3 separate regions of the Homo sapiens genome follow, and regions 1 and 3 are each linked to region 2. A link is a contact called in ENCODE Hi-C or POLR2A ChIA-PET data. All regions are on one chromosome and are shown on one strand. Each heading gives the region's core, a stretch centred on a gene start or an enhancer-like site at or near the end of the contact. The rest is flanking DNA. Distances are from core to core; before and after follow the strand shown. Region 1 has its middle 30 kb from the start of LINC02384. Region 2 holds the start of SLC35E3 (solute carrier family 35 member E3). Region 3 holds the start of LINC02384 (long intergenic non-protein coding RNA 2384).

Region 1 (3,851 bases), core at 562-3,061, 260 kb after region 2:
AATCAAAATTCAGGACAGAAAGTCCTAATATGAAATCTTGGGTACCCCCATCTGCTCCTAATGAATAAGAAGTATGTTAAAGACCAAAATTATTGGCATAATAATCCATTACATATACATCACATGTAGTGTAATCTTTATTTTTCTTATGAAAAAATCATGTTTAAAAATGGCAAAAAAGTACACATAGGCTGTTTTATATAGCTGTAAAAATTTATATCTGAACAGATCTAACATGATTCTGCTATACTCAGAATTCATTTTATGAGAACATGCAAGTAAAGTACTTTTTCTAATGTATATAAAGATACCTAATTAACAAGGCACACTGTACTAATGACTAGGAAAAGTAGCTTTTTCTCCCCCACCACCCTAAGAATTCTTGTCATGATTTCCCTTTTGCAGTAAAATTTTGAGAAGCAATTGGCAATTTAGGAGGTAACAGGGTATCTTTTGGTAAAATCTTGAATTGTTGAGCTCTTGGGACTGATCTCTCTTTGGGAGTGTCTTTTCTTTGCATGGGGCTTCTAGAGATGTGTTCAGATTTGCTTATTAAGTGTTTAGTGTGTATTAGATCACACATGAATGTGTCCTGACAAGCTCAGCCTAGCCACAGTGAGCAGCTTTGTGGCTAGCAAAAGAGAAAGAGCAGTTGATTTGTACCCAGCTGCTGTCACCTTGGTGATGTACCAGATAGCAAGCAAGCAGATGTTGGTTTGTTGCCTTTGTCCTCTTTCCTCCTAAAACAGTACTGGCGTTCCCACTTGAACACAGCTGTGAGTTTCTTGTGTGTTGTTATTTGTTTTTTGGTGTGAATTGTCATCTTTGATTTTTTTTTAACCCCCACACTCCCCCAGACAAGTCAAAACCTCCAGGTGAATGAGTTTTTTGGGGAGAATCTTAAGTATAGTTTCTGATTCCCCTAAACCTCTTCATGGAACCTTAGGGATCTTAGGCTCCTGGATTGGGAAATTTGAATTATTTTTCTGTTTCTGTTTTGTGCAGTGCAGGCAATGTGGTTCTGTAGTCCCCTATACTTGGAGTGAGTTCTGAGGATACCATCTGTAAAACGTCTCTTCTAGAATCCCCACTGCCTGAAGTCTGTAAAGGCCCTCTGCCCACGAACAAAGGAGGGACTTAATAACCCACTAAGGATTTTGGTAGGAAAAGGTAATTATTTCCCAAGATGAGGGCTGCCTGGGAGACTCTTCTGCTATCCCCAGGAGTCCCTTCCTCTATGCTGATTTCTAGGCTCCTATCATCCAACATCTTCAACTTCAGATGCAAGCTGGTCTCTTACTGCCTCCCTGGAGTTTTGTTGTTGGACAATTTCCTGTCCATGGATCCTCATGAGATTATGCTGAAATTTCATTCCCAATGTCATCAGGAATGAAACTAACCAAAATTGAACTCTAGAGAATGTGCTTTAATATCTAAGAACGCAGCTAAGTAATTGCTGTGTTCATCAGAGGAGGAAATCATTCACTATAAAATGCTGTAGGACAGACAACTCATTTTTAAGCAAGTTCATAATGGGAATTGCCTAAACAGAATTAAACTTTTATGGATTTTTTTTAAAAGAACCTATTTATTCATCAGACTTAAGAGAAACATTTCATTTCACTTAACTAAAAGGGCAGAAATTTTTGATGTCTCGATTACACAGGAAATGTGTTATGCACATGTTCATTAGAGTTTAATGGATGACTTCAGTTGTAAAAAAAGTTCGGCCATGTTGAGACTCTTGCTCAATGATCCCTGGTAAAATCCCCTTCTTGCTACTCACTCTGTAATCAGATGTTACATCTATCGACCCAATTCTTTTGAATGGTTTCTAAAAAGGAGAGGCCATTAGTTCAAATGTGCCATTTTCGCCTGTCAAAAGGCAATTTGCAAATGAACATTACACTCTAGGAAGCAGAGCTCTTCCATTCTCAGAAAAAAGTGATGATAATTGGAATTTGCATATGTTTCTTTTTTGAGAGACAGACCACAGAGTTTGTTTATGACTATCTTTAGCACCAACGGGAAGCTCATGATGAAATGGAGGGGAAAAGAGTTAAAATGTTTTAAAACTCATGGGAAATATGTTCCAAATGATCCAGGGGCTTTTAAAAGTCCATTTTAAAAACATGAGAATGGTGTAGCGTGGGGTTGTTTTTTCGGTAGCAGGGAAGGGCATCACTTTGCCAACTGCACTTTCTGGCCCTGGGATCAGCTGCTCATTATTTGTCTGAAGAATAACTGGGTGGGACCAAGGCTGCAGTCTTTAGCAGTGGAAAAGGTGATTCTTTGTGAAAAACTTAACTAGTTGGTAGAAAGGTCAAACCAGGAATGCTGACTCCTTAGCAGCCTAACCCTAACCTCAACACTAACTTGGTTTTTAAACAAGGTAGGTTTTTTTTGTTTTGTTTTTGAGACAGAGTCCCCCTCTGTTGCCCATGCTGGAGTGCAGTGACACGAACTTGGCTCACTGCAACCTCCGCCTCCCAGGTTCAAGTGATTCTCCTGCCTTGGCAGGAGTAGCTGGGATTACAGGCACCTGCCACTGCATCCAGCTAATTTTTGTATTTTTAGTAGAGACGGGGTTTTGCCATGTTGGACAGGCCGGTCTTGAACTCCTGGCCTCAAGCAATCCACCCATCTCAGTCTCCCAAAGTGCTAGAATTACAGGCATGAGCCACCTCAACCAGCCTAAACAAGATAGTTTTTATATGAATAATCTTAGATGACAGGTAAGTGTTCACAAGCATGTTTTCAAACATTCATATCAGCCCTTAAGGGGTTTACCAAGCAGTCTTCACTCTCTTACTTCCTCTAAGTCTCACATCTACACTTTAAGTTATCCCCATCAGTCAGAATAGGCCAGGTTATGCTGCTGCAACAAAAAAGCCTACCACCATGTGGTGTTGGTTTAGGGATTGCTGGTGGATGAAAAGAAAACCATTACCTGAGGCAGGAAGAATGTTTTTTTTTTTTTCCCTGTGCCCTGGGGACAGACAATCTTTGAGATGGTGGCTGCTCTGTCTGCTGAGCTCCTAGAGTGAGATGAGCAGCACACTCCAGCTGAACTGTAATGCAAATAAACTTAATTTTATAGCCAGTAAGATTCAGCAGCATAACCTGACTTATTCTGACTACTACAATATTTAGTGTAATTTTACCGATAAACAGACAAATTCTCATAGAGGTTAAATAGCTATCCCAAGACTCTAGGCAAGGGCAGGGAAACCATGTACAGCTTCTCTCTAACACATCAGGCTGACTCTTCCTTTGTGTCTGGCAGAGCCATGAAAGATCCGTTTTTTCCATCAGCTACTGAATTCTCATTCTAATGAAGTCATTCTGATCCCATGTGCCTCTGGGAATGAACGTGGTCTTTTGCAGACAGAAACATAACTTTTATTTGTTTGTTTAGCATTGCAGGTAGGATGACCAACCATCCTGGTTTGCTGAGGGATTTCCCAGGCATGGGAGCATCAGTGGTAAAATAAGGAAAGTCCCAGGAAAATTAGGTTGAGTTGGTCATCCTTATTGCTGAAGTGATTTCTCCTAGTAACACTTAGGAATTATGCAGCCTGGATTCCCACTGCACCTTGTAATTATTTCCATTATAATATTTATCACATTGTGTTTTAAATGACTCAGACTGTTCAGTGTCTATCTGTACACAAAGCCCTGAACTCCTGAGACCAAGAACTATTTCTTTTCCATTTTGTATTTCTAATACCTTGTATGGTGCCTGCCACTTCAAAGGAACACAATAAATATTTATTGAATGGATGAATGAATGTTATTTCTCTGTCGTTTTTCATTTCAAAAACTGGTGTGATGTAATTAGCTTTCTCCTT
Region 2 (3,774 bases), core at 719-3,218:
AACAGTCTATTGTCTCTATACTGTATTTTCTAAACCTTGGAATACAGCTTCAAAATTTATGAAATCTGCTAAAAAGGCACATAAAGAAAAAAAAATTACCAACCACTTGATAAAGGGATGTAACTAAAACACCAAGAGCAGCAAACACCATTCCAAGGAAATTAAACTTCACATCGTAATAAGAATTTAGGATTACACCTAAAGTTATAGGAATCTGTAACGAAAAAGAGGTAAATGTTGTTCAGATTAAATTCAAGAGACAAAAATTTAGTATTCCTTTCACAATGTCTTACAAGGCTAATGATAAACACATAACTGGGAAACAATGAACCTGTATAAATGTTTTCTGTTTTGACTTGGGAAAACTAGTTGTTAATCCTATTTCCTAAACGTGAAATATGACAAATCTATATTGATATTCACATTTAATTCCATTCTAAATTTGTGGTAAATATATTGCACTTTGCAAGAAAATACCACATGAATACAAAGGTGAGTAAATGGATCCCCAAACTAGTGTCTAAACAGCATAAGCATAAATATAAAACAATAAAAGCATAAAGACCTTAAATATAAGGCCAGGCACGGTGGCTCACCACTGTAACCCCAGCGCTTTCGGAGGCCAAGGCGGGCAGATCACCTGAGGTCAGAGTTCGAGACCAGCCTGATTAACATGGAGAAACCCCGTCTTTACTAAAAATACAAAATTAGCCGGGCGTGGTGGCGCATGCCTGTAATCCCAGCTACTCGGGAGGCTGAGGCAGGAGAATCGCTTAAACCCGGGAGGCGGAGGTTGCGGTGAGCCGAGATCGTGCCATTGCACTCCAGCCTGGGCAACAAGAGTGAAATTCCGTCTCAAAAAGAAAAAAAAAAAAAAGAAAAAGACCTTAAATAAGTTACTAAGTGCTAAAATTGAGTCCACCTCCTTTTATTTAAAGATGCAGACAGCTCTAAAGTATGGTGCTGCAGACGTTTTGAGACCTACTTTATGCTACATCTTTTCACGTTTTATCATACACGATTTGATTCCCCTGGGGGAGAAAGGCTGTTTTTGTTTGAGCTTTTGCAGATATTCTGATAACACTGGACTGTACCACCCAATACAGCTTTTTTTCTTATCGATCACAGCATTTAACGATTTCCATCAAATGGCAGCTACTAAAATTCACACATGCCCACTCTTCTGGGCTGACAAGATGGCCTTTTCCCCCTCCCTAAAATAAGCCTAAAAGTTCACATGCCCACAGATGACTCATTTGTGGATTTCAAGATGAAGGGAAAGACCAGTGTGCGTTCGAATTTCCCGGGGCCAGTGCAGGAGGTGGGTCGGGAGAGCGGCGCCTTGGGAAGCTGAAGCTACTCACCAGCGTGAGCTGGATTCTGGTGGAGAAGGTTTTCTGGTAGCAGAAGGTCTGGATGGCTATGATCACCGGCGTGGTCATGGCCTTGGCCAGCTGATAGGTGCCTATGGTGTTGTTCTGCAGAGAAAGGTTAGTGAAGACCACAAAGCCACAGAAGCTGAGGGCCAGGAGGAGGAGCCTGGAGGGCGGCAGACTTTTGGGGGCAAAGATGTCCAGCTTCTGGCAGATATACAAGCCCAGCCAGGTGACCACGAAGTGCACCAGGGTCAGGCTCATGTTGGGGAAGCCGTGGTACACATAAATCCATTTGTTGAGGAACACAATGCAGATGGACACCAGCAGGTTGAACAGGAGCCCGGCGGCGATTCGCCAGTGGCCCCGCACTCGGTCCACCAGCAATGCCATGATCCCCGCGAAGCTGGGGCCGTCTAGCCTCGGAAGGGGCGCCGGGCCTGTCTCCGGCTGCCCTTCTACTCCACCGCCGCGTCCTCGCAGACGCCGACCTCACCGTCTGACCCAGGAGTGGCATGCACAGATCAACCCCGGGCGAGTAGCACTCTTAACAGAGGACACACACCCCGCCGCCGCCCTGTAAGCCAGCTAGGACGCCGCAGCACGTCCCACGCCCCGCTCATCTCCGCCCGCAGCCACGTGACTCGGGGCTCCAGTGCTTCCGCCCCCGAGCCGCTGGCTGAACGGCCGCTACCCTGCGCAGGCGCGCTGAGCCTTGGGCGCGCGACGCTTGCGTCTTTGGGTCCTATCCTCTGGGTCCCCGACCCCCTTGGTCACCTAACGCCTACCTGACTGGACCAATCTAGGACCCCTTTCTTGATGTTTGTTTCCTGTGTGTCATTGACCCGATTTGCTAGACAACTTCTCTCTGGCTGTGCAGACACTGTTAGCCAATTTTACGTATTAAATGCTGAGCAAATTTAGTAGCCCTCGCCAGAGGGGGGAAAGAACTTATTGAAAGCATGTTTTTATTTTTTATTTTTGGAAAAAGACATTCAAAATTTACTTTCCAACAGACAGCATCATCGGGTATAACTACAAGGGTTTCTCCTTAGATCATACATTCACAAAGCATTATTAGCTCAACAGTGAGAAAATGTGTTCTCTAAAGATGTCCCCTTGACAATGTAAACGAGTGCTACTGTGTTCACTTACAACTCGAGAAAAAAACGTACAACCTGGCAAAACCGTATATATATACAGCTGTCTCTAGGGGTGCATACAAATATATATATATGTTTTGGATCAGGTCAGGTGCAATGACTAAGAGATAGAACTTTGAGTAACAGTCTTGATCGACAGTAAGGTCCTTCACACAGAAGTCAGGTTCTTCCTTTCTCCTTCCTCCTTAAGTCGATAAAGAAAGATTATATATTGTAGATATTACAGGTACAAAAGGAGATTTTTAAAAAAGGAATCACAAAAACATCTTGAATGTCCAGCTGTTCCTGCCAATACATCAATTCTTAGTTTTAAGACAGAGTCTAGGATTAATTCAGCAGTCATAAAATTAAAAAGAGAGACTGTGGTACAAAAAATTTAAAATAAATGAGGAAGTAGGGCATGGTGGCGTGGGCCTGTAGTCCCAGCTATTTGAGAGACTGACGTGGGAGGATTGCTTGAGCCCAGGAGTTGGAAGCCGGGATGGGCAACATAGTGAGACCCCCATCTCTAAATTAAATAAATAAATGAGGTAGGGAAATTAAAACTTTCACACCCAGGACATGCCTGTTCCAACTTTGTAGCCTTCATGCAATGCTCAAGGAAAAAGTCTTCATAATTCCTTGGCATAAGTCACACCAAGAAAAGTTTTTAAAACTTAGTATGCGAACCTGTGATAGGCAACACGCCCTTCCCTGAGTTTCCTCTCTAGAATGAAAACCCAGTTCTTCAAGAGTAGGCACTGAGGAACTAAATTAAGTTGCCTGAAATTTCCCACTCAGGTGCCCACCACTTCTGGTGTTCAGGAAGAGAGGCATTTGGGAATTGTGAGGAGCACATTGGCACTCTTGGGGCTCCAACTGAACTGTATTTAAATAAGCAGCAACACACACATTGACTCCCTAAGGACTCAAAGGAGTCCAATTGGCTGGGTGCAGTGGCTTATGCCTGTAATCCCAGCACTTTGAGAGATCGAGGCGAGTGGATCACTTGAGGTCAAGAGTTTGAGACCAGCCTGGCCAACATGGCAAAACCCCGTCTCTACTAAAAATACAAAAATTAGCCAGGCGTGGTGGCAGGCGCCTGTAATCCCAGCTACTAGGGAGGCTGAGGCAGGAGAATCGCTTGAACCCAGGAGGCGGAGGTTTGCAGTGAGATATCATGCCACTGCACTCCGGCCTGGGAGACAGAGCAAGACCATGTCTCAAAAATAAATAAATAAATAAAAATTAAAAACAAG
Region 3 (3,708 bases), core at 1,008-3,507, 290 kb after region 2:
CCTTATTTCTCTAACCAGATTGTCAGTGGCTAGAGGCAAGGAGCTTACTTATCTTTTAGTCTGCATAGAGCAGGCCCTCAATAGTGATAGCCTTCTATTGAAGTGAAAAATAACATGTAAAACGTTAAAGGATTTTTATTATTTGGTTAAACACTGGAAGAAAGAAACAAATCACAGGAAACTAATTTCTCAAAATTACTGCATGAACACAAGACACTGTGGTTCTTAGTGTGATCAGCACCACTCACATGGGTGTCTGGAAATGTGGGGGCAGTCCTTAGGTTGTCAGGATTCTGAAGGTATCATGCAGTTATAGTGTGTGGTAGACAGGGACGTCAAACACCTTGCAGAAAGTAGGACCGTTCTGCACCCTGCAGGGGCCCAATAAGGGAAGCAGCACCTGGAAAACATGGACCCAGATGCCAGATTGAGTTCCAACTTGCCTCCACCTTTTACTAACTGAGTAAATCTTTCTCATGTTAACTATGTGCCCTCTCCACTCCTGGCACATGGTTAGTGCCCAAAAGCATCAGCTCATAATTACTATCCTCTAGAAAAGTGTCCCCCATGGCAAGACATGATCTTTGCGGAGTGAGAGAACTTACTAGACTAACAGTAACAGTGTAAAAATCAAGGTGTAATGAACATACAGAGTGGAATAATAGATATTGGAAACTCCAAAAGATAAGAGGGTGGGGTGGGAGTGGGGATGAGGGATGAGAAATTACCTGTTGGGTGCAATGTACAGTATTTGGGTGATGGGTACACAAAGAGCCCAGACTTCACCACTACACAATATATCCATGTAACAAAACTGTACTTGTATTCCCTAAGTCTAAAAAAAGAAACCAAAACTAAAAAAAAAAAAAAAAAAAAGAGAATCAAGGTGTGTCCCAAAACAGTGCTTCTCAAACCTTAATGTGCTTACACATCTCCTAGAAATCTTGTTAAAATGCAGATTCTGATTCGAGGGGGGGCTAGGATGGGACCAGAGTGTCTGCATTTCTGATAAGCTCATGATCCCAGAGCTGCTGTTGGGTACCAAAGTTCTAAAGTACCTTGAGGGAGAAGCCAACTTAATAAGTGAAATAATGAAGCATTTATTACATATCTACTATATAACTTAAATGACAAAAATAGAGTAATGGAGGTTGGATATAAGGAGTATAGAATTTGATTTCTTCACAGAAGGAGCTTCCATCTGCTTTGCCACTTTTATCTGAGAGACAAAGAGAGAGAGCACACAGATTTTCCATAGATAACTATATTTTTCAAGGGAAAAAGGCAGAGAGGTATTTCTTATGTGTGTTTCCTCACACAAAAAGGCCATTTTGGGTCCCCAAATAATTTTAGAGGAGGTATTATAACTAAATAAAGGAAAAACTTGGCAGCCATTCTTGGATGCAGGGTGTAAGCCTTGCATATCTCAGAACTAGTACGAATGGTGTGCATTTGGGTGTTTCTCTGTGTGTGCAGTTTTACATGTCTGTGTATGAGCTGGAAAGTGTATTGGGCCATTGCCAGGGAATTGATTTCTTAAACATCACTAGAGAAGAGGGATATTTTCCCTGATAAAGATTAAAGCGTTAAGTTAAGGGGCAGGAATTCCTAAGGCAGCCTTGACTAGGAACTTTGCATATTACAGGCAGTCGATGTTATTTGAACGTATTCATTGAGAGAAGAGACTACTCATTATCCACTTAAAATACTTCCTGGCTGCAGCATGGTGTTGTACGGAAGCCAAAGCAATTGGCTTTGCATTTGGCCAGCTGATTTAGCAAGAAATTTCGCAAATGATGCAGTCCTTACAGATGGTGCTGTTGGGTTTTTTAGAATGTTTTAAAACACTGATGGATTTGACCATGAACTGAATTTCCAGTCTCTTAGATTCACCTCCAGCCACCCCTTGACGATCTCCAAGGCAACTGGAGACAAGGAGCAGACCTTTTCTGCAAACTTATGATGAATGATTTCCTTTAAAAACTACTCGCATAATAAAAATGTTTTGGTGTAAACTTGGCCAAGGGGAACTCTTGAAACTTTCAGTTTCTTTGCCTAACTCTGAGTTGCTTGAGTCACATTTTTGCATGGTTCTTGATTGACTTTCTGGTGCTCTGCCTGGAGGTCTTTGCTTATCTGTGAGTTGCCTGAGTCACATTTTTACATGGTTCTGGTGCTCTGCCTGCAGGTCAAGAAGGAGCCAGTATCTCCAGGAGGAGTGAGAGAGTGCTCTGCCAGTGTGAAGTGTGAATCCTTGAGAGGCTGTGGCAAGGGTCCATGCCTGAATGTGTAGAACAAGAACAGCTGGAGGCTGTGGCTTTCTCCAGGAAGAGGTTTCTAAATCTGCCTCTTAGAAGATATCAGAAAGTTAAAGGTACTGTACCATCTTCACAGGCCGAATTCTTACTCAGATCTTTACAACAGGGACTGGTCCTGATCTTTGCTGTTGATTGCTTTCTTGTTTTCTTGGTTTCTATTTGAATCGTCACCTTTTATTCGTCTTCCTTGGTGCCTTTTGGTTGTGCTTATTTCGGCTTTATGTAAGCAGCATCTCTGGATGCATAAATGAGGCAGATAAAATTCCCCAGGGTGACTGATCTGCCCTTCATCTATTTTGAGCACTGCAGAGAAGTTACCATGGCCCACAGCATAACTCAATCACTGTAAGCCAGTGAGCACATTCTGAGTTTTTTTTTTTTTAAATAACCTTTCCTGGAGGCATTTGGCATAAGCTAAGCTTAAAGGCACATGATTCAATCATTGATTATTCAAGACATGTCATACTTAGGCTTTTCTAATAACCATATTGTCACTGTCAACTAGATATTGAGCTCTGGTTTCTAATTTTGCACTGGAAGCTGTACAAAGTCTATTGTGTTCTGTGTGTGTGTGTGTGTGGCTCTGGCAATGCAGAAATGGCAACAAGGAAGTATCTAGCACCCATGAAAAGACTGAAGAACACCAATTTGCTTTCTCTCAGTCAAGCCATCTTTCTTAAGACAACCCTTGTCCTGTAGCTTGAACTGTTTAATCCTTGTATATCTTCCATCCCTTCCACCCTTAGGGAACCTCCATAAGGTGAGGACAATGTGTCTTTTTTACCACCTGCTATTGTCTAAATGTTAGTGTCCCCCTCAAATTCATATGTTGGAACTAATACCCAATGTGATAGTATGAAGAGGTGAGTCCTTTTGGGAAGTGATTAAGTCATGGATCAGTGCCTGTGTTAGTCAGGGTTCTCTAGAGGGACAGAACTAATAGGATATATATATATAAAACAAACTCATATATATATATATATATATATATATATATATATATGAGTTTGTTAAGGATATGTAATAGGATATATATATATATATAAAAAACACATTCATATATATATATAAAACACATTCATATATATATATATAAAACACATTCATATATATATATATATATATATATATATATATATATATATGAGTTTGTTAAGTAGTATTAACTTATACGATCATGAGGTCCCATACCAGGCTGTCTGCAAGCTGAGGAACGAGGAAGCCAGTCCAAGTGCCAAAGCTGAAGAACTTGGAATTCAATGTTCAAAGGCAGGAAACATCCAGCAGTGGAGAAAGATTTAGGCTGGGAGGCTAGGTCAGTCTAGCCTTTTCACATTTTTCTGCCTGCTTTATATTCTGGCCACACTGGCAGCTGATTAGATGGTGCCCA

Evidence for each region. A loop is a pair of places that touch in the nucleus more often than their neighbours do. ChIA-PET counts read pairs that join two places held with the same protein, here RNA polymerase II (POLR2A). Pooled maps may share reads with other maps.
Region 1: a pooled map shows a loop between it and region 2 (4-fold over the local background). The contact joins the enhancer-like site here to the promoter of SLC35E3 in region 2. A Hi-C loop is called at or near these places in 4 of 50 pooled maps. POLR2A ChIA-PET finds 5 or more read pairs at or near these places in 2 of 52 experiments (activated CD4-positive, alpha-beta T cell and activated CD4-positive, alpha-beta memory T cell).
Region 3: a pooled map shows a loop between it and region 2 (5-fold over the local background). The contact joins the promoter of LINC02384 here to the promoter of SLC35E3 in region 2. A Hi-C loop is called at or near these places in 3 of 37 single-sample maps with no recorded cell type and 11 of 50 pooled maps. POLR2A ChIA-PET finds 5 or more read pairs at or near these places in 3 of 52 experiments (B cell, CD4-positive, alpha-beta memory T cell and activated B cell).

Annotation. Positions count from the first base shown.
Region 1 is chr12:68,479,696-68,483,546 of GRCh38, reverse strand. No RefSeq gene overlaps it. Among named protein-coding and RNA genes, the nearest start is that of LINC02384, 30 kb to the right of the region's middle. Within about 2 kb of position 1,811, at least 7 of the 41 ENCODE cell types and tissues checked have a DNase peak (open chromatin) inside an H3K27ac peak, as active enhancers do.
Region 2 is chr12:68,744,370-68,748,143 of GRCh38, reverse strand. SLC35E3 (solute carrier family 35 member E3) reads right to left here and starts at 1,968. Exons shown (of 5, transcript NM_018656.5): 1 at 1,365-1,968; 2 at 104-214. The coding sequence starts at 1,766. NUP107 (nucleoporin 107) reads right to left here. Exons shown (of 28, transcript NM_020401.4): 28 at 2,335-3,774. RefSeq lists enhancers at 946-1,135, 1,496-1,605, 1,656-1,755, 1,605-2,295.
Region 3 is chr12:68,450,033-68,453,740 of GRCh38, reverse strand. It overlaps LINC02384 (long intergenic non-protein coding RNA 2384), which reads left to right and starts at 2,257. Exons shown (of 4, transcript NR_120458.1): 1 at 2,257-2,374. RefSeq lists enhancers at 1,869-2,008, 2,069-2,398.